2 separate regions of the Homo sapiens genome follow, and region 2 is linked to region 1. The links are chromatin contacts, found by Hi-C in ENCODE. All regions are on one chromosome and are shown on one strand. The core of a region is the stretch at or near the end of the contact, and the rest is flanking DNA. Distances in the headings are between cores, read along the strand shown.

Region 1 (6,072 bases), core at 2,326-4,825:
ACAGATACAGATGCACATTCACCCCTTCTTGCTTCTGTCCAAAGTTTTTCCTCCTGAAACGATCACTTCCTACTTACGTTTCTGCCTAAGTTTTGTGTAGACCCATCTCTGGTTTCCCAGACTAGTCTTCCTTGATGGCTTCTTATAACAGCAGGGCGAGGTATAGACCATATTGCTGTCAGCGTTTAAAAAGTGATAAAAACTGAAGCTTAGAAGATTAAGGAACTTGTTCGGCTTGCCTAGCTAGTTAAATGACGGAGCCGGGATTTGCTCTCAGGCCTGATTTTCTGTAGAATCTATGAACTTAAATAACCACCATGTTACATTGTTCCTTTGGCCCTGGTCCTCAAAGGACCTTGCACACAAACCTACAACCACAGCTACCCAATGGAATGGTGGTAACTGATTAACAAGTCAGTTCCCTCTACTAGACTGGGAAATCCCTGAGGGTAGCCCCTTTGTCTTTTCTTTCCACATACCCTATATTTAGTACAAATCCTATTCTGGGTGCTGATATGGATTTGAATGAATGAACCTATGTTTGTGGAATGAAGAATGCCAGCACTCCCCGAACCAGATTCAGAGACAAATTTCATCACTCAGCAACACACGATGAGCTTAAAGTGTAGTCCCTGCTAGTTTGTGAAAATAAAAAAAACCCTCTCTTCCAGTGCCCTAATTCACTCAATTATAAGAGACTTTTAAAATTGGCAGGGAGTAGAACATAATGGTTTAAAAAACACAGGCTGTGAAGTTGGAAGGCATAGGTTCTGATCCCAGAGTAGCAGCTCTGCTACTTACTAGGCAAGTTATTCAAGTTCCATAATCCTTAATTCCCTCTCCAGTAATTTGGAGCTAATAACAATTACCTGCTCACAGAGTTATCCTGAGGATTTAATAAGGTAGCCAAGATGAAGCACTTAGCCCAGTGCCTGGCATACAGGAGGCACTCAATAAATGTTAGTTGCGTTATGGTGCTTAGGATCAGTAACAGCCACTTTCAGTCTTGGTTGAAAGTCAATTTAGATCAGACATTCATTTCTCCTACACCTCTCCAAGCTTTGAACAGGATGACTTTTTAGTTTAAATTGCATAAAAAGCTCACTTTCTTGACCTTATTTGTAACACAAACATTTACTGAGTGATTTCTGTGTATCTAACTCTTTCCTGGTAGTACCTCGTTGGTCCTTTACCATCGCGGAGAGTCTACAGTAGGAAGAATAAGCATGCTCAGGTTAGAGTTTGGGGAGGACAAAATTTTCCTGCTGTTTGTAGTTTAGAACATTGCATAATCTTCTGAAAAGCACACCTTTCTTTTTCTTTTTAAACTTCAAGGATTTGTTTTAAAACATTTTCTCACAAAAGTCTGAAGTTTTCGTACCTTGATTCATGAAGGGGGACGGGTAGTAGCTTCTGGAGCCTGATTCATGGAGGTGCCTGTGCTATTCTTTGTCTTTGAGACAAAAAGTTTTCCTATACCAGCAGCTCCTGAAGGTGACTTTAGGAAACAGCACGTGTTTTGTTATTCTGTGCTCAGTTTTGACCCACATCCAAGTATTAATTTTTTGGATGGGAGGGGTGGTGGCTGTTGTTTGTGTCTAAGTGGGTCTTTCCAAGGACTATATATTAGGGTAAGACTCCACTCCTGGCAACCAAAACAAAAAACTTCTCTGACTCCAATTCAAATCTCAACAGAAGCAAATGACTCAGTTCAAGCAAACTTTATAGATTATTCAATTCTGGAACTATATGTTCTCGGATAACCATACCCAACATTGAAATTAAACTACTCTCTAAAGAAGGAAATTCCTTAGTAACGTCACTCAGCTCCAAAACTTGGGACTGTCTTTCCTTGCATCTAACTTACATGTCTCCAATCACAAATTAAGCTGTTCATTCTCCAGCTGACATATCTGGGCAGGAGATCCAGCTTCAGATGCTGGGAGGCGTGAAGAGGAGAAAAGGTCACTTCTGGTTTTGGTGTGTGTGTGTTTGATGTAGGTGTGGTTTCGTGTTATGTAAGCATCTGGCTCTAGGCACTAGGATACCTGCACTGTCAGGGGACAGGGACTTCTGGGTGCCAGGTGCTCCTAGAAGCTCAGTCACTAAGGGGCTGCTTGGTGCCTCTTCTCTCTCCTCACTGTCCTGGAGCTCTGGCTTCTTTGTCACATGTTCTGTTATCTGAACTTCTCAGGCTACCACTTTAGGATCAAAGGAGATTGTGGGCCAAAGGAACAAAACTCTCACTTTTCGAGCCCACAGTGTGACCTCGGACAAGTCCCTTCCTCTTCCTGGGCCTTAGTTCCTGCAGCTGAGAGGTATGGAGTTTCGTCAAAACATGTCTGAGCCTCTGCCCAGCACTGACAATCTGGGGCTCCAGAATCTGTCGTCCAGCCAGGCCAGTGACCTAGGTGGGAAGGGCAGTGAGAACGTAGCCACTGTTTGGAATTCACAGGCTTGTTTGGTGGGACAACTCCTAATAGATTTGATTGGGGATCAGAGCAACCTATTTCTCCGAACCTCTGGTGAGAACTGATTCAGGCCTGCCACTCCTCGGTCAGGGCTGCAGAGGCATGTAAAATGCACTTGTCAGAGAGCATTGGCTCAGAAGCCTGACACTTCCACCATCTGAATACCAAACAAGACAAAAATTGCACAAGAGATGGGGCCCAGATGATCCGCTGATCAAATCAGTATTTCAACTCTGGTGTCCTCAGGATTTCTTATGTGAGGGAACACCCTCCTCTGCCATTTCAAAAGACTTAATACATTTTTATCCCTGAGTGATTTTGTCCTCAAGAGGACCTATGGGAGGGACCATGTGGATTTTGAAAGCTTAGTGCTGAACTAATTCTGTGCCCTAATGATTATGAAAGCCTGTGTAAATAGGGAGGCAGTGGCAGGGAGCCTGGGGCTGGAAGTCAGGAGGCTTGAATTCCAGTTCTGGCTTTGCCACTCTCTGGCTGTGCAGCTTTAAGAAAATTGCTTCACCTCTCTGGGCCTCAGTGTTCTCATACAGCAGCATCTCTCTACGGTCTCTAAGACAGAAACCTCTCATCTTGGTGGTAGAATGGGGCCAGATATACCTCTGTGTGTGTGTGTGTGTGTGTGTGTGTGTGTGTGTGTGTGTGTGTTAGCCCAATTCTCCCCTTGTGTGGAGACATAGCTCTTATGGAGGTTACATTCCTTCCCCAAGTTCCTCTTCTTTGAAGGCCTTTGGGACGCATCCAAGAGAGTAGGTGAACTCATGGATGCTTAAGGATTGGAAGGGGCTTTGAGGATAATTACCCAGCTATTGCAAGAATGCCTCTCACCCCAATTATCTGGTGGGAGGTGCTTGGCATGTTTGAGAACCAGCATTCCATGAAAGTTAAGAGCCCCAGCTCTGGAGTTATTCAGTCTTTGTTTTATATCCCAGCCTTGCCAGTCATTTCAGTTCGTCATTCAGCAAGTATTTATCAAGTGCCTATTTCCTGCCAAGCACTTAGATAAGCTATTTTGCATATATTATCACACTTAGTCCTCACAACCCTATGAAACAGGTAGAGGTTTTATCTCCATGTCACAGATGAGGAAACTGAAACTCAGAGAGGTGATGTGACTTATTGCTAGCAAGAGGCAAACCTGAGGTTTGAATCCAGGTCTATTGACACCAGCGCTATAGCTCTCAGCCACTATGCTGTACTGTCTCCAAGACCTTATCTTCTTAATGTAAACATCTATGATGTAGACATTATTGTATCTATTTTAAAACTAGATACTGACGGTCAGAATTTAAGTAGCATCATTTGGTCAAAGTCAATGAAAGCAGGGCCAGGACTCAGCTGGGGGCTACTCAACCCCCACGTCGGTGTCTCTGACTGCTGTGTGCAATGCCTCTACCTCAGCCTTTTGGAAAAACCTCCGTGCATTTGCCAGTCTACGTTACAGACTAAGCAGCATGCCTGCTTCTGAAGGAAGGACATGGACCATGCAATGGGAAGAGCCCTGAAGTCTGCATGATGCCAACATCTCAGCTGCTGGTCCTGTCTGCTCCTTACCAGGCACAAGGCCTGAGGCATTTCCAGCCTCTGCGCTTTACCAGCCTTGCTTTCCTCACAAGGATATTTATTGTACCAGTCAATTGAGGGCCTAGCTATGAAAGGACTTTATAAATTAGAAGGTGATGAAAGTGAAATTATTATTGTTGTAGTCCCACTTCTCTGTTTTTCTCCATCAAACTGGACAATAAATTGCATGTTGCCTTCGGGAATCTTGAAATGCATCATCTAGTAGCCTGAGCCCCATGATCCCAGGATGAAGCAGCATGAGGCAGGCTATCCTCTCTCACAGCCGGCACTCCTGCCTGACTCATTCAGGGATGCCACATTCCGGGATGTGAGGCATTACAATGGCTGCCACTGTGACGTGTAGTCATCCCAGAAAGGCTGGGATGTAACATTCCTGAACAGATTCAGGCATGAGAAGAGAGAGGAGAGAAAATTTGTAAACAGGCAGCCTGGGGCTTAGGAGAGGCAGGAGAAGTTGCTCATTTTCTGTGCTCTTGTTTTGAAAGTCTTTGGAGGTGTAGCTGTCCGTCCATCAGGCTGATCTTATCATCCTTCGGGAAGCATGCATCTCCAGATGCGTGGGACTCCTCACACCAGGGCCTTGCACTCTCGGACCACCGGTTCCAGGAGGGCTGGGTCAGAAATCATTTGCTCACTTCACTACTCACTCCTCTAAGGAGTGAGAGGATAGGAAAACCAGAGGTGCCATCTGCAGGTGGATGGAGGAGCTCCAGGTGATTTGTCCCTGAGTTTTTCCAGTTAAGCATTTGCTCTCTCCCCTCTCACCCTGTTGTGCTAAGGGTGGCACAGAAAAAGAATTTTATTTATTTTGGGTCTTTGTTTGTACCTGTTTGCAGCCCAAGGAAAAGAGAGAGGCAAACTCTCTGGTTCAGGCTTCGGTGAGAGCCTTCTTTTACTCAAAGAGACTGTGGAGGCTGCCAGAGAGCAAGTCAAGGAGTTGGGAGGTGCAGCCTGCCTTGAGCAGGGCAGCAGGGACTTGTGGGATGAGCTATGGCTCCGTTAGGACCCTCCTCACCTGGAAACAGGACTGTGGGAGACATTGCCATCCCTCCTATCTAACAATTCGATGTTAGAAAACTCCCTGCTTTGGGTAGTACCAAGAAATTAGTTGTAATTATGGAAATGAAGAAGGTGGCACTGAAAGAAAGCACCACCAGGGGAAAGGGCCCTGCAGGTGGAGGTGGAGACCTGGGCTCCAGGTGTAGCCTTGCCACAGGCTCTGTGTGAATGTGAGCCCTCTCTGGGGCTGTATTTATGAAAAAGGGGGTTGGGCAATGATCTCTAAGGTCCCTTCCAACTAGGCCAGTTTATGCAAGACTTTCCTTGATTTCAGTACTGAAAGTTTTGTGTCCAGAAATCCTTGCTTCCAATAGAAAGCTTCCCTTTCTGGTTGTTCTAGTAACTTCCCTCTGGGATCTCAATCCCTTTTCTCTCTGTATTGCAGAAGCCTTTTCTCTGGATTAGGAAATCATTGTGATAACTCCTGCTAAATGGTGGTGGGTAGGGGTGATACTCAAAACATGAACATCCTCTACGGTAAGGGCACAAACCCATCAGAATGAACCAGGCCATAAACCCCAGACCATTCTTGGAGTGCTGTCCACTCCCCGTCCCCGGGGTGGGCAACCCCACATTGAAACTGGGCTTCTATCTCCAGGTCTATGACAATTCCACCTGTTTCTATTCCACCTCTTCAGTCAGTGATGTGAAGTCATGTCAATCACTTCAGCGCCAGTGGAACTGAAGGATTTTCCAGCTTCTCTTTTACTGCTTGCTCTCAGATTAAAGGTGGTGACTTCCCCTTCACTGGTCAGTTCCAGCCTCAGTCCAGTTTCCTAAGGTTTTTTAGGGTGAGACTGCTCTGAGTGATGCTGTCCAAATCCAGACAATAGTGTCTTTGCGGATGGGCTTCACGTCTCTGGGATTCAAGTCTGTTTGTGCCCCACCATCCTTGGTGTGCTGCCAGATGAGTCTTTCCAAAACAGTGTTTTGTCAGCCTCCT
Region 2 (6,072 bases), core at 103-2,602, 320 kb before region 1:
CTCCTGGCACCTCTCAGACCTATGCGACCGCTCACATCCTTTTTCTGTGTGTCCAAATCCTACCTGTTCCTAAAGGTCTAGGGCTCACATGACATCCTCTTGCAAACTTTCTTACCTGCCAGTTGGGGGTGACTTCTCTGTCCTTTGTGATCCATAGTTCTTTGTGTCTCTTTCCACACATACAGCCTTAAGGCACAGTAGCTTATGGATTTTTCATTTCCCACTAAATCAAGAGCTTCTTCTGGGCGGGAGCTGAGCTTTATTCATTGCTACATCTCCCACAGTCCCCAGCACGGGACTTTGCTCTTAGAAGAGATCCGTACATGTTTGTGGGGTGAAGAGGTGAGTGCATGATTGGCAGTCAGTGACACATAGCAGGTGGTCAATAAATATTTGTTGAATGAATAAATGACAGTGTGGATAAAAAAGAGTGACAGAGCATGGTGAACTCCAGCTTTCTTTTCTCTTAAAGACTTATGACTGTCTACCAGAGCTATCACATTTAAGGGGGAGGAGGTGTCATGGTGTATATTCCGCTTGAGAGCATTGCCTTGACCTGCTAATTCCTCAGAGACTCCAGACTCTTCAAATTTAGTATACTGCTAACGCCCACATTTTATTGTGGGTGGGGGTCCAGTTGGCCAGCCCCAAACCCGAAAGGCCAATTTGGAAAGGCATGAGCAACAGGTGGCTGCTCACATGTTGAGAAGCAGCCCCAAATATGACACATTCCCCAAAGAAGGGACAGGTGTCCTGGATTAGAAGGAAAAATAGGAACATATTATCCCTCTGGAGCCATTCCCCTTGTAACCAGCCCTAAAAGGAAAGAAGCCAGCAATGGCTGGATTCCTGAGCATCCAGATGGCATTTGTTTGTCTGACTTTGTCTCTAGGATATACTTTATATTATGCTTTGTTGCCTGGAACCCCCAGGACCGGAATACTAGCTAAGGGATGAGATGGTGGTGAAAGGTCAATAAATCGGAGTGAAAAAGAGAAGAGAGGCCTGAAGTGAGGAGGCCTGTGTTTTTTGTCTCTGCTCAGCCCCTAACACATCCTCTCTCTGGGTCCCAGTTTCCTCATCTGAAGAACAATAAGGTGGGATTTGGGTGGCCTTGAAGATTATTTTCATCTCCAAGTTTCTAATTTTACGGGCAGTTTTGTCTTTTGTGGAACAAGAATCTTTGATTTTTGTCTGCCGACATACTTGGGTATTCCTTATTATTCAACTGGGTTTAATTCTTTCTAAAGTAAAATGCAATGGTTCTCAGAGCCCAGTAGAGGGACTCTGAGTCTGTGGCTTGATCCAGCAATCACAGGGTGTGTCCACTACCAAGCTGTGTGTTGGGATTCTTACTTTAGGGAGTTATTAGAGAGAGCGTTTCCGGTTCCTCTCTGAGTTGCTTCCGAATCTATCAGGAATTGTTTATGACTGTGGCTGTGGCAGGAAACACATGTTACAGGTCACTGTAGGAAATGGATGAGATGGACACAGAGGTCTGAGGAGGTCATGAACTTAAGTTAAAGAGACATAGGAAAGATCAAGAGGGCAGAAGTCCTCATACAAGGAAATAATGTGTCAAGCGAGGGGGTCAGACTAGAGGGTCTCTTTTGCTTTCTAACCCCATAACATTGGCATTTCACTCTGAAATAAAACTGAGCCAAAAATGGCCATTAACTTCAGCACTCTGCATACCGGAAAGCATATTTACATAAGAAACAAGGAGAGGAGGATCAAACAAGAAAAAAAATATAATTAGAAATGAAAAAAATCAGAATTTAGGAGTTGGTAGTATATCTGTAAATAAAAGAGGCTAAAAAAAGTTAGTTGGTAGCTAGCAATAAACTTACATAAAGAATGCAAGAAAAGATGATTTGTTCATGAAGATCCCTGTGAAATAACGGTCTTCTGAGCTTATTCCCTAGGCCAATAGCTCAACAATGTGACATTAACAGAAGGATAACATCATGGTGAAGAAGATGGTTATTCTCTTCAGTGGACTTTATCCCCAGAGCCAAAAACAGTGCCTGGCCCATGTGTGTTTAACAAAGAAATGCATGTGAATGACTCATTGGACCCTACCTTTGTATTTTTTTTCAAAAAGATACTAGGTATAATGCACCCATGAGAGGATGGTGACTATCCTAGGAAGGGGACTCAAATGCAATTCTAAGGCTGGGTCTTTACCCTGAAGAAGAGACTTAACAGAATGGTGAAAGCTGATTTTACAGATTTTAATGACTCTCTGTAGGAAGAGGCATTCATTTGTTTTGTAGAACTAGGACTAAGGGCAGAAGGTTCAGGCAAGGAACATTTAACACCTAAGAACTGAATGGCCTTATTCAACTGACAGTAAGCCCTTGTCCCTAAAAGTGTTTAAGTACACATTGGGTATATAAATGCTCAGCAGTGATATTAGGAAGGAGACTCAGCACACAGTACTTACACTAAGGGATGTTTACCAGCCCCCAAATCCTTAGAGATTCTGTTTCCATCTTAACAGGTTTTACTGTACCGAGAAGATAATTATTTGCCCCACCCATTTATCCTGATAAGAATGTAAATTCTATGAGGAGAGGATTCATGTCTGTTATACCTACAGATATATCTGCAGGAACTGCAGATTCTCAATAAATACTCATTGAGTGAATAAATAAACAAAAGAAACATGGCATTCTATCTTAGGCAGTTGGCTTCTCTAACTTGGGCCCAGAGATTTGGACAAGTAGTACAATCTAGACTCTGATTAGACAGCCACAACTCCAGACTGAGTCTACAAACATATTCACTATATTGGGGTGTGTCAAACTGTGACCTGTGGATCACCTGTCTTGCAGTCTGGTAAAATTCAGATTCCTGGGCCCCCCTGCAGAAGCCACTGACGCCAACTCCCTGGAGGTGGGACCTGGGAATCTGTGATTTAACAAGCTCCCCAGGTGATTTTATGACTCATAATTTGAGAACCACAGGGCTAAATACCAGATAACACTCTAAATTTATTTTCTTGGAATGTTATGTGATAAAGAAACCAATTTTATAAGGCAGAGCTCTAGCTTTTTGTAAGAGTACAACATTTTCTGCTTGTTCAACTCCTGGTTCCATGAGTCACTTCCTCCTGTCCTCTGAGATTGTCACCCACAATTCCAGGCTCTGCAGTTAAAACCTACTATGAAGGTTATGGAAGTGAAGGATTAGCTATTTCTGTATCAGCTGACTCAGAGATAGAGATGTTAATCTCCAAAACTATCTGTCAGCCAGGTATTAAGGCCATTTTTAATCGTTAGCAGAGTCAGCAGTCAGTCTTATCTCTCTGATTGGTTATAGCACACTCCACACCTGTAACATTTGGGGCTGATTTAATGTTGGGGAAGCCACCCACCTCTCTGCTACACCCTGATGTTAAATTTGCCAAGGCTTTTTTTTTTTTTTTTTTTTTTGAGATGGAGTTTCGCTCTTATTGCCCAGGCTGGAGTGCAATGGCACGATCTTGGCTCATTGCAACCTCTGCCTCCTGGGTTCAAGTGATTCTCCTGCCTCAGCCTCCTGAGTAGCTGGGATTACAGACATGCACTACAACACCCGGCTAATTTTGTATTTTTAGTAGAGATGGGGTTTCTCTGTGTTGGCCAGGCTGGTCTCAAACTCCCAACCTCAGGTGATCTGCCCGCCTCGGCCTCCCAAAGTGCTGGGATTACAGGGATGAGCCACCATGCCCGGCCAATGCTTTTTGTTTTTTAATGCCAAAGCTGGAGTTGGTATCATAGTCTTCTAGAATGTTGGCATTCTAGAGGTTACAAGTACAGTGATTGAAAGTGGTCCATTGGACGGTTCTGTTTAGTAAGCATGATTTTAAACAGTTCTGAGTCTGAAGGTTTTTAGATACTGCAGGTCACCAGTGACCCTCCCTACTTTCTGACTCCCAGCCCTTCCCACTCCTTGACGTGGGCATTGGAGTTTTTGGCCTTGACCCTAGCTAGGGCATTCTCTTACGGCAGGTTTCCTCTCTGGATTTCTTTTTTTGTTTTGAGACGGAGTCTCGCTTTATCACCAGGCTGGAGGGGAGTGGTGTGATCTAGGCTCACTGCAACCTCTGCCCCCAGGTTCAAGCGATTCTCCTGCCTCAGCCTCCCGAGTAGCTGGGACTACAGGTGCATGCCACCACACTCGGCTAATTTTTTGTATTTTTAGTAGATACGGGGTTTCACCATGTTAGCCAGGATGGTCTCGATATCCTGACCTCATGATCCACCCTCCTCAGTCTTCAAACTGCTGGGATTACAGGTGTGAGCCACTGCGCCTGGCCTCTGGATTTTTTTTTCACCATAGCAGGATGAGGTTTCTCAGACCTCTGCCTTTATGACAGCAGCACTATCTTTGTGGCAATAGACTGGGAGGAACCTTGGAACTGCTCCTTTAAAATCTCCATGCACATAAACCAACCCAAATGCCCATCAATCAATGAGTAGATAAAGAAACTGTGATATATATATATATATATATATATATATATATATATATATATATACACACACACACACACACACACACATATTATATACATACATACATATATATATATATATGTATATATGATGGAATACTACTCAGCCATAAAGGAAACAAAATAATGGCATTTGCAGCAACCCAGATGAAATTGGAGGCCATTATTCTAAGTAAAGTAACTCGGGAATGGAAAACCAAACATTGTATGTTCTCATTCATAAGTGAGAGCTAAGCTATGAGGATGCAAAAGCATAAGAATGACACAATGGACTTTTGGGGCTCAGGGGGAAAGGCTGGGAAAGGGGTAGGGGATAAAAGACTACAAATTGGGTGCATTGTATACCACTCAGGTGATGGGTGCACTAAAATCTCACAAAACGTCACTGAAGAACTTCCAAACACCATCCTGTTCCCCAATTACCTATGGAAATAAAAATTTTTTTAAAAAATCTTCATCCACATAAAAAATGTGGTAGATCCAAAAATGGAATATTGTTCAGCCATAAAAGGAATGACCTGCTGATACCTGCTATTATACGGATGAACCTAGAAAGCATTATTCTCAGGGTGAGAAGCCAGTCACAAAAGAACATATATTGTATGGTTCCATCTGTAAGAGCTATACAAAATTGGCAAATCCATAGAGACAGAAAACAGATTGGTGACTGCCAGGGGTTCGGGGACAGAGGAATGGGAAATGACTGCTTAATGGCATGTATGAGGTTTCCTTTTGAAGTGATGAAAATGATTTGGAACTAGATAGAGGTGGGGGTTGTACAACATTGTGAATGCACTAAAAGCTACCGAATTGTGCGCTTTAAAATGGTTAATTTTGTGTTATGAGAATTTTACATTAACATAAAAAATTTCCCACTCCTCTCCTCCCAGCAGGTGAATTGCTTCTGTAGACCAAGGCACTCTGTTCCTCCTTTGCTACTGAAAGTGCCAAACTCGGCCAGAGAGAGGAGTGAACACTGCTGTTGAATCTGCCCTGTAATAACAACAGTGTGATCATTATAATCTTGGGTGTTAGTAAATCTTTACTGGTATCAGGCACTCTGTGCATCATTTCATGTAATATTCTTAAGGGGTTCCAATCCTGGCTACATCATTTACTAGCTGCATTGTCTAGAGCAAGTCAGTTGCCTCTCTGTGCCTTGGTTTCCCTATTTATAAAACAGGGATGACAACAGTATCTGCCTCATAGGTTTGGTTTGAGGATTAATGAGTTAATCCATGCCCAGCACTTAGAACGGTGTCCGCCTATGTCAGGGACTATATAAGTGTTGGGTATTGTTGTTCTTATTGTCTCCTCTCCTCCACCTACAAAAATAATCTGTGTGCCAGGATCTAGTTTGGGTAAGGGGAGAGCAGTAAAAGGGAGACTTGAGGGGAGCAGGGAGCTGGGGCCTGGGTGAGCGAGGGGGCTGCAGCACATGGCAGGCTGGCTATGCAGGTGGAGTCACTGAACAGAAGCCTGGCTTGGTTGCCAGCGCACCCTCCTGGGAGGTTGGGCTTGTGCCCAGGGACAAGGGCACCTCGGGAGAAGTGGGAAAGACCTACTTGCCT

What was found. A loop is a pair of places that touch in the nucleus more often than their neighbours do. Pooled maps may share reads with other maps.
Region 2: a loop to region 1 is called in a map of PC-3, with 8 times the contacts of the local background. The contact joins two enhancer-like sites. A Hi-C loop is called at or near these places in 3 of 168 maps with a recorded cell type or tissue (Calu3, PC-3 and PC-9) and 3 of 50 pooled maps.

The regions. Positions count from the first base shown.
Region 1 is chr5:148,911,559-148,917,630 of GRCh38, reverse strand. No RefSeq gene overlaps it. Among named protein-coding and RNA genes, the nearest start is that of ADRB2, 88 kb to the right of the region's middle. Within about 2 kb of position 3,575, at least 8 of the 41 ENCODE cell types and tissues checked have a DNase peak (open chromatin) inside an H3K27ac peak, as active enhancers do.
Region 2 is chr5:149,224,436-149,230,507 of GRCh38, reverse strand. All of the region lies in intron 8 of ABLIM3 (actin binding LIM protein family member 3), which reads right to left. Among named protein-coding and RNA genes, the nearest start is that of AFAP1L1, 44 kb to the left of the region's middle. Within about 2 kb of position 1,352, at least 5 of the 41 ENCODE cell types and tissues checked have a DNase peak (open chromatin) inside an H3K27ac peak, as active enhancers do.